Linked DNA regions of Mus musculus: region 2 is linked to region 1. A link is a loop called in an ENCODE intact Hi-C map of the cell type or tissue named here. Cell type or tissue: heart. All regions are shown on one strand. Each heading gives the region's core, and the rest is flanking DNA. Links, peaks and the distances in the headings are about the cores only.

The links. Peaks named below come from ENCODE experiments on the same cell type or tissue, not always from the same donor. Only the 100,000 strongest peaks of a DNase experiment are listed, where the experiment ranks them.
Region 2: a loop joins it to region 1, with 8 times the contacts of the local background. A loop is called at or near these places in 5 of 42 quality-filtered maps.

What each region holds. Positions count from the first base shown.
Region 1 is chr19:4,225,532-4,232,505 of GRCm38, reverse strand. Gm45928 (predicted gene, 45928) reads right to left here. Exons shown (of 4, transcript NR_132309.2): 2 at 1-43. The region is part of intron 2 of LOC102631992 (a long non-coding RNA gene); the gene reads left to right. Pold4 (polymerase (DNA-directed), delta 4) reads right to left here and starts at 613. Exons shown (of 4, transcript NM_027196.4): 1 at 318-613; 2 at 1-43. The coding sequence starts at 414. In heart, for the core only: no CTCF peak of the experiment used is centred there; DNase peaks (open chromatin) are centred at 3,985 and 4,265; H3K27ac peaks cover 1,024 bases; H3K27me3 peaks cover 2,349 bases.
Region 2 is chr19:4,047,863-4,054,836 of GRCm38, reverse strand. No RefSeq gene overlaps it. Among named protein-coding and RNA genes, the nearest start is that of Gstp3, 8.1 kb to the left of the region's middle. In heart, for the core only: CTCF peaks have their summits at 2,634 (motif pointing left) and 3,634 (motif pointing left); a DNase peak (open chromatin) is centred at 2,666.

The DNA of each region.
Region 1 (6,974 bases), core at 2,997-5,496:
TCCAGCTCTGTTTCCTCCTGGCTGAGGGACTGGGTGTCTTCCCCTGCAATAACATGTGGTGGCTCCTCAGGCACATCCAGGCCTTTGCCCTACCCTGGACTTAGAGCTGTGACTCTATATCCTGGCAATCTCCCCACCCATTTGCCTTTGCCATCCAGCAGACAGACAGCTCATCGGAAGTGCGAGACATGCTAGCTTCCCTTTTTAGCCAACACACACACACACACACACACACACACACACACACACACACACACACAGAGTCCTTTCTGGTCACTTCATGTCCACTCTTCCTGCCACCCCCACATTTTAGAGACCTAGCTCGGGTGCCAGCTCTCCCTTGCTGTGCCCAGGGGGCCCCTCCCTCTTCTTCACAACAGGATAGGAGTCAGTGATGAACCGCTTCCGACCCATGGCGGCCACCCAGGCAGGCGGAGCAGGAGGCAAAGAAAAGGCAGGGCAGCGGGCCTGTGAGAGACAGCTGCTGAGAGTGAGAGAGGGGGCCAGAGAGAGATGGGCCAGCAATGGACAGACAAGTTGACCCAGACAAGCAGAGAGAGGAAGTCCCTAGGTTCCAGGGAATGACGCCTGTCTTCCGCCCCCACAAGCACGCAAACATCAGAGACCTAAGCAAATGGCAAACGGCCTTTGCGGGGCGGGACCTTAATTCTAGCCAATGGCAATCGGCAGAAGACGGGGGGCGGGGTAGCTGCTGCTGCGTTTCGAGTGAGGAGGGGTTAGGCGGAACCAAGAACCTGTCAAGATGCCCCAGACTTCACCACCTCCTCGGGTTTCTCATTGGTCCACTTGGGTCCCTTGGGACATATAGAGAGTTATCCTCGGCCTCTCACTTCCCGTTTTTCCTTCCTAGGCAAATGTTCTTTTCAGCCTCACTAATCCCCATGGCCAGTTTTTAAGTCCCCTGAGAACCTTTTTCTCCTGCCGGTTGGCCCTAGAGCGCTGTGGGATCAGATCTGTAGGTCCAAAGAGAGTTTGGACTAGTCCAGGTCCTTCCCTGCTGCTCTTACTGGCCCCAGGAGACCTTGCTGGAGAAACTCATGAGCTCAGAAGGCTCCTTTCTCACAGTCTGCTGGCAGAGCCACTGTCCACCCAGCCCAGGCATGCGGTTGCTGTGGCCGCTGTCAAGTCCCACAGCCTGCCTCTGTCCACTTTGCTAGTCAGGAAGATTCCATTCCAAGCAGGACGCCAGAAGTATAGTCTCCATTCTCCATGGGTTCATATCCCCAGTTCTTAACTGACAGATCTGCTCTGTTTTTTTGTTTTTGTTTTTTTCTGAATGTGTATCATGAGCAGAAAATAATTTCAATAAACCCAACCCTCATATTGGACTTTCCATGTGCCGAGTTCTAAGCATCTCCCACATGCTAACTCAAAATAGATATCAAAAGAGTTTTTTTGCAAGTGGGAAGTGTAGGCAAATTGTGATCAGTGCTCTTAGTAACAGCTACTGTGTAACTAACTAGCTTCCCGTGTGCTGCAGAAGTGCTCTTAGTAACAGCTACTGTGTAACTAACTAGCTTCCCGTGTGCTGCAGAAGTGCTCTTAGTAACAGCTACTGTGTAACTAACTAGCTTCCCGTGTGCTGCAGAAGTGCTCTTAGTAACAGCTACTGTGTAACTAACTAGCTTCCCGTGTGCGGCAGAAGCTCCCAGGCTTGCGCGGTAGAGAGAGGGACATACACAGTCGTTAGTCCTGGACAGGAGAGCAGGAGCACGAATGCCTTAGAGCTGGAGGAGAATGGTAGGCATTGGGAGAAGACCTCAGGAGGTAATTGCTGTAAACAGCGTCTCTCAATTCTCTACCCATGACCTTTGTTTTGGGGCTCCTGTCATCACTGACTCACCCCTACTACCACCTCCCCCTCACCAACTTCCTGGCAGCGGGTGAAAATGCTGGCCCGTGGGAGTCTGGGAACCAGCACTTGGACTGACCCAGCACTAATCACCCTCTGGAGAGCCCATCCGGTTCTTCCTTCCAGGGGTGCAAGGATGGCTGGTTGGAGGCCTTTGCCCTCCTTTTTGGAAGCTCTGTGATCTGGCTTAGGAAGCACTCGGCTGGCCTCCCGTGTGTGTGGAGGCAGAGAAGAGGACCCCTCCAAAGAGAAACCCACCAGTGGTGGGCAGAAGGTTGTGTCTCCAGGGACCTCCTCTTGCTAGCCTTCCCCCATTAGCTTCTTGAAGAAGAAGGAGCTGCAGGCACACTGCAAAGACCTGGAAGGCCTTTCTGGGACCCATTGTTTGGGGTGGCTCAGGTCTGATCCCTCCATCTGTCTCCTGGACATCTGGGAGAAGAGACCCTACAGAGTTGGGAAGGGGGACAGGGAGAATTCTCTACTAGGCAGGGAAAGGCACAGGCATTAGGTCTAGTGAGGCTCTATAGTGGGTAGCTCCTAGGCTCCGTGGGACTGACCACCACTCCTCCCTAAGAAGGCCTCAGATATTCTGGGGCTGTTCCCAAAGGTATGTGGCACCCACTTCCTGAGTCCACAAAGCCCTGAGGGAGCAGGGAAGCCTGGGTGGGGCAGACCCCTCCTCATTCCTGGTCCCTCCCACCCCTGAAAGCTGATAGCCGTGGGGCCTGCCACCGCCCAGGGAGCGTGAAATGGGGTGTGCCGCTGGGCGGCCACAGCAGCTCCCTCCACTGCCTGCGCCTAGTCGCTTGTCTCCTTTGGCAGCTCCTGACACCCTGACCTGCTCTGTGGATCTTGGCTGAGCCATCCCTACCTGCCCTCCCTTCAGCCCCCACCCCAGATCTGCCTGGCTCAGGTCCAGGTAGCTTCTCCAACACTGACTGGAAAGATACCTCCCAGGGGCTTTAGGTTCCCTCAGCCCCTAAGGGATCTGGAGTGCTCTGCTTCAGTGCAGGGACCCTAGCACTAGCCTTCTGGTGGGGGAGGTGTGTGGGGGTGGAGCTCTCCCTAGGAAGCATGCTGTCCTCTCCAGGTGAGCAATAAGATGGATCATCCTGGCTGCTCAGTATCCGACGTGTCTCTAAGGTGGTTAGGGCACTGACTTGGTCTCCTATCTTTGGGTGTTTTCCTACTTTCTTCTCTAACCTCATCATTTTCCTTCCTGCCTAGAACACTTTGCTTGATGCAGAGTTCTCAGAGTGGAGACCAAACTGGTGGTCTAAGTTAGTGGCTCAATTCTGTCTTGTATACGAAGTGTCTTTGGTCAGCACTGATTCCAGAAGCTGGTGATAGAAGTGGATGGAGTTAACTTATACTTTGCAAATACCCTAAGCCTTATTAGGTTCAAGGTCAAAGTCCTGTGAAGACCAGGAGAACAAACAACCTGAACAGAAACCTAGACCTGGGACTCCCTGGGGCTGAGACTCACTGCGCGCGGCTCCTGTGGGAGCAGGTTCATCTTAGCTTTACTCAGTGTGACAGTTCTGGGTGGGGTCAGCACTCTTCACAAATATACATCCTGAAAGTCCCTCGCCTTCAGTTTGAGATGGGTCATATGGACAGAGCCAGTTAGAGCTGAAAAGATGGGGCAGGTAAAAGTGAGGGAGGGCAGCAGCTGCATGAGTTCAATGGGATGTGAGGTCTCTCCCATTTCTTTCTCTCTCCTTAGCAACTCCCCCACTCAGGCCCTGCTACTCATTCTGAGCTGAAATTCAGTCCAGTTTAGGGGATTTTGTGCACCCAGGTGGACACCCCAAAACATCTTGCCCATCCAGCCTTCATCTTTTCCCCAGCCTTCATTTTTGCCATATTCCTTCAGGGTCTCCTCCTAGCCCCTCTCTTCCCTCTCAGACCCAGCACCTTAGCCTAGTAGGTTCTGAGTTTCCTGGATTTAAAGGGTGAAAAAATAGGAAGGTTTCTCTGGGTCCCTAGTGTCTATTCTGCCTTGCCTAGGAACTTTCCCCACCAGCTCCGCTAGTCAGCTCCCCTTTCACTGGGACCAACAGTTCAGAAGTTCTGGAGATTTGCAAAGTGCCCTGCTGGTCATTCCTCACTCTGGCCACCAGGTGTCAGACTTTATCCAGCAGGAAAGAGGTCCTAGTTAGTCCATAGAGCCATATCCTGGAGGCAAGTTGGGGAGGTACCTCCAAGTTCTCTCTGAACTGGCCAGGCTAGGGACCCTGAAGGGTCAGATCCACAGCTCTGTCACAGTCACCTCCTCTGTGTCATTGGTACTAGTCTGCTGGCAAGTGTTTTTCCCTCTAGGAAATTTGGGTACCAGCCTGAGTCAGGGAGCTCAGGAATGGAGAGGACAAAGGCAGGGACAATTAAGGCTCCCTAGAAGGGAGGACTCAGAGGGACTGCCATCAGACTGTGCCGTCTCCCCTGAATCGCTAGCCTGTGTGCTCTAGGCTAAGGGAAGCAAAGACCCGCCCTGTGCCTCCCCATTTTGCCGGCTGTGGCCGTGGTGACTGGTGAATGTGCTTGTGTAAGATGAGTGTTTGAGTGAGTTCCCTTGCTGCTGAGAGGGTCCCTGAGTCCCCGCTGCTTCCTCATTCTCTGGTGAGGTATGGTGATTTGCCTCGATTTAGAGCCTCCTCAGAACTGGATCTCACCTCCAGGGAGCTGCCTTCTCTCCTAGGTGCAGGTTTCTAATACACTGAGCTCTCTGGGGAGGACAAGGGGGAAGTCAGCCCCTCTCATCTCTATTCTCTCTCCTTTCTCCCTAAGGACACAGGACTTCTGGAGACCTAGGCAAGTGGCTGAGGCTGAGTGACGAGAGGGCATTCTCCAATACTGAGGATCAGCAAGACAAGCAAAGTCAAGAGGTGGGGGACCCTAGGTCATAGAAAGCGATTGTTGAGCAGTTGGGAGCCATTGTGCCACACACTACAAGCAGAGTAGACACTAGGAGGAACAATGGCAGGAAATGGATTGAAGAGCTGCTTCATGTGTGGAGCACCGAATTCACAGAAAGTGAGGGCGGGGCCTTACAGGGCAGCCACAGGTGAGAACGGGCTCAGAGAGCACTTCAGGGCTCTAGCCTTTTTCTTTTTCATTTCTGATTTGTGTTTTTGAGACAGTCTCTTGACTATCTCAAGACTTAGAACTTACTATGTAAACCAAGGCTGGCCTTGAACTCCTGATCTTCTTGCCTTCATCTCCCAAGTATTGGGCTTACAGAAGTGCAGCACCGCTTGGGTTTTTGACATACCCACTAGTTATTCCCCACCACGGTGACTGGAGTGTCAGCACTTTGTCCTACAGCGCATCTGGTGGGAATGTCTGTGTGTCCTACAGAGCATCTGGTGGGAATGTCTGTCCTGGGTTGCTAAGAAATGCCACCAATGGGATCCATACGGAAGATGTGTCAGCAACCACCTGGCCTTCCCTGTGTCTGCCCAGCCAGCTTTTGGATTCTCTCTTTATCTCTTCAGTACCCCAAACCCTCCACTCTTCGGCTTCCACCTCCACACTTGGCAATAACACGCTTAGATCCCTTCTGTTTAAAACAGACAAATGCTAAGCCTCCCTTGACCCCGCCTTTGCCACAGCACACAGGACACATCTTCACTTCTCGCCTCACACCGTGTCTTTCTTGGACTCACCATGTGGTGTCTGCCTCTCACCTGCTATGTCACAGGCTCCTGTGGGGTGTGCATGGTGACGTACACATAATACCGGCACATAGGACACTGAAGCAGGAGGATCACTGTGGGTTTTAAGTGAGCCTGGTCTACATAGCTCCCTATACCCAAACACAAAGCAGTTGCCTGTGGTTCCTAACTGCCCAAGCTTGTGTGTTTCCTGTTTTCTCCTCTCAGTTCTCCAGAGCTTGAGATTCCGGGTCAGCTGCTCTCAGCTTCTAAACCTCTCAAAACTCTCCTTTTGGACAGTCTTTTTTTTTAATATTTATTTCTTTATTATATGTAAGTACACTGTAGCTGTCTTCAGACACTCCAGAAGACGGCATCAGATTTCGTTACGGATGGTTGTGAGCCACCATGTGGTTGCTGGGATTTGAACTCAGAACCTTTGGAAGAGCAGTTGACGCTCTTAACCGCTGAGTCATCTCACCAGCCCCCTTGGACAGTCTTTGCATCACTTTAAATCAAACTACCAAGGATTTCACTGTGTCAGGCATTATGCTAAAACATTATCTGGATGTGTGGCTGAGCAATCCTGGAGCCTGCCCCCCAAATACCGTCTGACTGAAAAGGAGATTCACCTGTGCCCTGACCCATCTCTGCCTATCTAAAACCTTCCTGTCCTCTGAGAACAGTACTGAATCTCACCCTGTGCCTTTATGCAAAAGATGTGCTGAGCACTTGCCATGAGCAGATACTCACACACATCAATAGGGAGACACACTGCTTCCTCCCTACTGCCTTCTGTCTTACACTTTCATTTGATGGGTCTGCCTGCTTGACTCCCTACCTTTCCTAATATTTATTGGTTCTCTCCTCCTACCATGTAAGTAACTCATATTTGGTTTGGCAGCAACCACCTGTACCCACTGAGCCATCTCACTGGCCCATTGCCTAGGTCTTTGTACATTTAAGTAAGTCTGCCGCATCATATCCTAACGTTCATGAGTGGTCATCCTTCTCCCTTTCCTAGATTGTTTTGTCCCACACTTACAGAATACATCAGTGAAACACCTTCAGGTTGGACCCTGGGCTGGTGCCACACAGAGCAAAAAGAAAAGCAGAGCATGGGCATGGTGGTGCCTTTTTTTTTTTTTTTTTTTTTTTTGGCTTTAGAGCTTTATTGTAGAAAGGCAGAGGGAAAGTTGAAAGAAGGAGAGAAAAGGGAAAAGGATAGAGAGAGAAGGAGGCCTAAAGAGGAGAGTAAAAAAGTGAGAACTTCGGGGTGTGATGGCGCAACGCCTTTAATCCCAGCACTCGGGAGGCAGAGGCAGGCAGATCTCTGAGTTCGAGGCCAGCCTGGTCTACAGAGTGAGTTCCAGGACAGCCAGGGCTACACAGAGAAACCCTGTCTCGAAAAACCAAAAAAGAAAAAGAAAAAAGAAAGAAAGAAGAAA
Region 2 (6,974 bases), core at 1,464-3,963, 180 kb after region 1:
GAAAATACATCTTGTGCCAAGCAAATGGTGCACACCTTTAACCTCAGCACTCAGGAGGCAGAGGCAGGCAGGCAGGCGGGTCTCTGGAGTTCAAGGCCAACCTGGTCAATGGAGTGAGTTCCAGGATAATCAGGGCTACACAGAGAAATTCTGTCTCAAAAAACAAAACAAAAACAAAAAACACAAGAAGCCGGGCGTGGTGGCGCACACCTTTACTGCCAGCACTTGGGAGGCAGAGGCAGTCAGATTTGTTAGTTTGAGGCCAGCTTGGTCTACAAAGTGAGTTCTAGGACAGCCAGGGCTATACAGAGAAACCCTGTCTGGAAAAACCAGAAAAAACAAAAGCAACAACAACAACAACACAAAAACAAAAACAAACAAACAAAAACCTCAAGAAGAGGAAGAGGAGGAAGAAAAGAGAGAGGAGAGAAAGAACAACTGGTTTGCCTTTGGCTGAGAGAGATTGATAGGTTAAAAATATGTCCACACTCCTTGACAAGCTCCTCCTCAGAACACAGAGCCCTGGCTGGCTGGTAAAGTACTTGTTTTGTACGAATGAGGACCTTGGGGCTGGAGAGATGGCTCGGTTAAGAGCACTGACTGCTCTTCTAGAGGTCCTGAGTTCAATTCCCAGCAACCACATGGTGGCTCACAACCATCTGTAATAAGATCTGATGCCGTCTTCATAGAAGTAGAATGCTGTATATAGAATAAAATCTTAAAAACAACAACGATGAGGACCTGCGGCAAGCACGGTGATGCACACCTTTAATCCCAGTACTCAGGGGCAGTGCTGATGAATCACTGTGAGTTTGAGGCTAGCCTGGTCTGCGTAGACTTCCAGGCCAGCCAGGGCTACATGATGAGATTCTGGATCAAAACATAAAAGGCTGAAGAGAACCTGGGTTCCATTCCCAGAACCCATGTAAAAGCTAAATGTAGCAGCCATGAGCCTGTGACCCCAGCACGTGAGATAGACACTCCAGAAGAGGGCATCGGATCTCATTATGGTTGTGAGCCACCATGTGGTCGCTGGGATTTGAACTCAGGACCTTTGCAAGAGCAGTCAGTGCTCTTAACCGCTGAGCCATCTCTCCAGCCCGGCCTTTTGTTTTGTTTTGTTTTGTTTTGTTTTGGCTCATCATAGCTGAAGGAATTTGTGTGTGTGTGTCTATGTGTTTATCTGTGTGTGTGTTTGTGGTGCTGGGGACAGAGCCCAAGGTTTTACAATGCTGTGGACATGCTGGGCTACTGAATGAAGACGTTGGATCTTGTATTATGACCTCACAGAGTCAGAGACCATCAGAAGCAGACAGATAAAACATCTCTGGAAGAACCTGCCTCTGGTGTGGTTATATCCCCCCCTCCTTTCTATCACTTAAATGAGTGGGAGAGGAAGGGTTTTGCCAGCAGAGCAGTGGGGAAAGGGATGCTGAGCCTCTAAGCAGTCTTTGTCATTTGTCATGCTAACATGGTACCTTTGGTCAGCATCTCCCACATTCCTTCAATCTCAGCACTTGGAAGGCATACTCAAGTGGATCTCTAAATTCAAGGCTAGCCTGGTCTACAGAGCGAGTTCCAGGTCAGCCACAGATACACAGGGAAACCCTTTCTAGAAAAGCAAAAACAAAAAAATTCCTAAGAGGAGCCTGAATACAGGCAGGTAGGAGCTTTGATCAGAGAGGACCATGTCTATGTCCTATGTATATGTCTATGTCTGGATGTCATAGACAGCACTTCCTGAGCCCAAGCAGGCAGGAATAGATGGTACTAGTGGGAGGAGAGGGAGCCTGGGCTGTGCCCCAGGCAGCTCCATTTTAGCCTACCTAGATCTTCAGTAACAGGCTGGTGCAGCAGTGCCTAGGACAGAGAGTGGGCTGTCTATGTACTAGGGGTTCAAAGAGGCAGAGACAGATGTCTGAGGCCAGACCTGAGGGAGCTCACTTATTATCATGTTTTCCATTCCACTACCAGATGGCCAACACTAGCTCTACGCGCACAGTTCGACTCCATTCTCACACTAAGCTGCCCCAAGCCAGCATAGATCCCCAAGGGAAAGACTTAGTCAGATCTGTCTCAGTCACAAGCTTCCTGTCTTTTTTTTTCCTTGACAGAGTCTCACTCTGTGGCCCTAGCTAGCCTGGAAATCACTATGTAGATCAGGCTGGCCTCAATTCAACAGAGACCCACCTGTCTCCACCTCCCCAGTGGTGGGATTAAAGCATGCTTAAACCTCGTGTACCCTGACAAATTTGCTACCAAACTGGGGGTTCCAGTGGTTCATCGATTTACTGAAATGACTCACAGAAGTTTAGCAAAATTTCAATCGCATTGATGTACTTGCCAAAAAAGGCACGACTCTGAAAAAGTTGGTTGACTCTGTAGTAGCTGCAAGGGGCATGGTGTAGATGGGGCAGAGTAACACACGGAATGAATGCTCATGCCCCGTTCTGGGGCAAACACATTAAAGCACTTTAGGGACCTAAGCTTTGCTTGTCAGCGGCAACTGTGGCCATAAGAGCCTGCAAGATGCAAAACTCAAACAACAGAATTCTATTGGCAGAGTATTAGCATTCTTCAAAAACATTAAAATACTCAGGGGGCCTGGTGAATAGGAACGACCCTTGGCCTCAGCCTCTGCACTCCAGCGCCCCCTGGTGGTCAACACTTTAACTCTTAAGCTGGTTTTCAGTGGTTTACTCTGGCTGGCTGGCTGGCTAGTTGGTTGGATGGTTGGTTGGTTGGTTGGTTGGTTGGTTGGTTGGGTTTTGAAGCACTGGTTTACTCTTTATTACTGTTTTGTAACCTGCCTGCTTGGAGCAGTCTGTGTTGATTTGCTTCCTGAGCAGCGTCTCTGTCTGCCAACCTCCCCCAGGGAATACTGCACTATTTTCGGTTTCTCTATTTTGGAAATGAGATTATAGTAACCACATTGCCCTCTTTATAGAGTCTTGTTTTCTCAACTTAAAAAAAAAATCCTGCAGGACAGCCAGGGCTACAAAAAGAAACCCTGTTTTGAAAAACAACAACTACTACACAAAATTGGACTGGGTAGGGAACCGTGCCTGCAGTCCTAGGACATGGGAGGCTGAGAGAGAAGGGTCATTAGTTCAAGGCCAGCCCAGGGTAAATAGACTCTGTCTCAAAAAAAAAAAAACAACAACAATGAAAACAAACAAGCCAATGCATCCAAAACTAGCAATCATATCATTGGTTATAGTTCAGAAGTAGGGTAATAACTTAGCGTGTCCAAGGCCCTGAGACTGATCTCAGGCACACATCCGAAACACAAGCAGGTTTGGCAAGGTGGTTTTGTTGGTAAGGGGGATTGTGGAGCAAGCCTGGCAACCCAAGTTCAATCCCAAGAGCCCACAAGAAGGTAGAGGAGAAAACTGACTCTACAAAGTTGTCTTCTGATCCTCACAAGTGCGCCACCCACAGACACACACCGTGCAAATACACACACACAAGCAGGATAAAAAAGATTAAATCTAACAAACAGAACTAAAACTACGAGGCAAGAGAGACAGTGTAGCAGTTAGGACCACATAATGCAGTAACAGAAGACTGGCGTTCAGTACTCAGCACTCACATGGAGCAGCTCACAACCACTCATAACCAGCTTTAAGGGATCTGATGCCCTCTTCTGGCCTCTGTGGGCACTGCACTCACATGCGCATACCTATACATAGATGTGGACACACACTTACATACACATACACAATTAAAAGATAAATTTTTTATTTATATATTTTTATATTTTTATAGACATGCTTTAATCTCAGCTGTCAGGAAGCAGAGATCTCTGTGAGTCTGGTTTGGGGCCCTATCTTAAAAGCAAGCGAGATCTTCATTTCTGATGTTATAAACTACAGACATTAATTTATAATTTCTTACTTTGTGAAGGCCTCGGTGATGGCACTTCCCTTTTCAGCCCTTCCATAACCTTTGCCGTTGATGTCTTTACAAAGTCAAGGTGATCACTTCCGTCAGGATTCTATGCTATGGTGAACTTCACAGAATGCCAGTCACTGCAGACACCATGGCAATGTTTGCTGCCTTCATTGCTCAGCCTTGCACCTCCCCTCCCTTTCTCCTCACCTCTAAAACATGTCCTTGGAGGTGATGAGTGAGAGAAGCTAGAAGAACAGGGTAGAATGCTTCCCTGGCTAGACTTCTACACCAAAGCCTCATTTGTACAGAGTAAGACTGGAGAACCCTGGGCTAGCGAGGTGGCTAGAGAGTAAAGGGACCTGCTACCAAGCTTAATGGCGTGAATTCTATCTCTGGATCTTACGAGATAGAGTGAGAAAGCCAACTCCAGCAGACTATCCTTTTGCCTCCACAGGTACTGTGGTATGAGCATGAGTGCACACATAAACACACACATGCATGCACGCATGCACGCACACATTCATACCAAATGTAACAGAAAAGTATATAGGGGGCTGGAGAGATGGCTCAGAGGTTAAGAGCACTGACTGAGGTGCTGAGGTCCTGAGTTCAAATCCCAGCAGCCATATGGTGGCTCACAACCATCTGTAATGGGATCTGATGCCCTCTTCTGGTGTGTCTGAGGACAATGACATAAAATAAATAAATTTAAAAAGAAATAGAAAAGTATATAAAAAGCGATGATTTCCCCTAGTGGCCTCTGCTGCCTGGGAGGCCTTCATGACTTTGGCACATTGCCTGTCATCCTACAGAGAGAAGTGCTTACTCTGAGGGACCATGGTCTGTGGAAAGGCATTGAGCCAGCTTGGTGGCATTTTCTCTGTGGTCCCGAGCAATGAGGTAGTATCTGAAGCTGTTGAGACCCTCTGAGTCTACTGCAGGAGTGTCTGGAACTCCCACCCGCTGGACCCTGATGTCAGTGCAGGGATGTTGGCAAGTGCTGGACATTGCTCTGGGACACTCCACAGCGACCACCCTGGAGAAGCAAATGACACTGAGAGGTGCTCATGACTCAGTGTCTTGAGGACACTGTATAAGGGGTCAGCAGAGTTTCGGCACAGGATGGACAGCACACTGCACACGTTTAATTTCTGGCTCATCATCCCCACCGCTGCTGTTGCCCAAAAGCTGTTGGACCTTTAGTCCCAGTACTCAAGAGGCAGACACAGGAAGATCTCTGTGAGTTGGAGGCCAGCCTGGTATACAGAGACAGCCAGAGCTACATAGAGAAACCCTGTCTCAAAACAAACAAGGATCCAATAAAACTTTATCTACAGAGGCAGGTGATGGCCAAGGTCCTCCATGTGGAAGCTCTTTCTCTCTCTCTAAAAATTTATTTATTTAACATATGTAAGTGCATTGACACTCTTTTCAGACACACCAGAAGAGGGCATCAGATCCCAATACGGATGGTTGTGAGCCACCATGTGGTTGCTAGGATTTGAACTCAGGACCTCTGGAAGAGCAGCCAGTGCTCTTAACTGCCGAGCCATCTCTCCAGCCCCCAAACTTTTTTTTTTTAATTTGGTTTTTGGGTTTTGGATTTGGGGTTTGGTTTGGTTATTATTTTATGTGAAAGTACTCTGCTGCATGTACACCTGCATGCCAGAAGAGGGCATCGGATCCCTTTATAGATGGGCCTGAACCACCATGTAGGTGCTCAGAATTGAACTCAGGACCTCTGGAAGAGCAGTCAGTACTCTTTTTTTTTTTTTTTTAAAGATTTATTTATTTATTTATTGTCTATGAGTAGCTGTCTTCAGACACGCCGGAAGAGGGCATCGGATCCCATTACAGATGGTTGTGAGCCACCATGTGGTTACTGGGAATTGAACTCAGGACCTCTGGAAGAGCAGCCAGTGCTCTTAGCCGCTGAGCCATCTCTCCAGCTCAAGTCACTACTCTTATTAACCACTAAGCCATCTCTTCAGTCCAAGCCTTCACATTCTGTGGTGACCTAGCACACACTAACCTCAACTCCACTAGCAAATTGCAGAGAGAAGTTGTTTCAGGGGGGAAAAAAATGAGAAAAAAAAAAGCTGGAGAGACGGCTCAGTGGTTAGAAGGTCTTTCAGAGACCCGGGTACAGTGTCCAGCACTCACATAGTGGTCACAGCATCCATACATCCAGTTCCAGGGGATCTGATGCTCTCTTCTTACCTCTAAGAGCACCATGGTGCATGTGATGCACATACATGCACGCAAAACACTCGTGCATGTAACATAAGATAAATCAAAATTAAAACAAAAACAAGAGGTTAGGGGTTGTTGAGCAGACATACTTCTAAGAGACAGGTGGTTGACGTGTGTGTGTGTGTGTGTGTGTGTGTGTGTGTGTGTGTGTGTGTGTGTGTAGATGTGAAGTTTGAGACTGAGAGTGCATGAAGGTATTGACAAAGGGAGGCCATGGGACCACTGTCACCCAGTCCTTACCACTGGTCCCCCATGGTTGAGGAAGGACTGTCGTTGCTGTCACACTGTCACTTACTGACCTAATGCAGCTGCGGGCATTCCCGGTCAGATGGCTGCAGACTGTGCTGGAGAGAGGTGCTGGGGGAAGAGGGAATTTCTCCTATCCATGCTTTCTCCTCAAATGCTCTAAGACTGACATATTAGAGTCTGGAAGTCCTTCCTGCCCCAAGGGTCTTGAGGAGAGCCTCTCATCTCAGGATCTGCTTGCGGGTGACAAGAGATTGGCTGTCATCTCATTTCCCTGGGATTCAGCTCCTTGAAGCCACTAAGGTTGGCAACTAAAACCAGAGTTTTAATAAATCCTAGTTTGGCAAAGTAAAACAATAGACTGATCAAGTCCACCAGGGGGCGCAAGTGTCTCACAAGTTCCCGTTGCATCAACTGCAACAGCCTTCTGCAGAGCCAAGTACACACAGAGGACGCACATTGTGGAAATACAGAAGCACAAAAAGGACAGTTAGGAGTGTAAAATAGAATAAAGAGTGGGCTAGCAAGATGGCTCAGCAGATAAAGGCATTGCCACCAAGCATGATGTGACACTCCCTTGC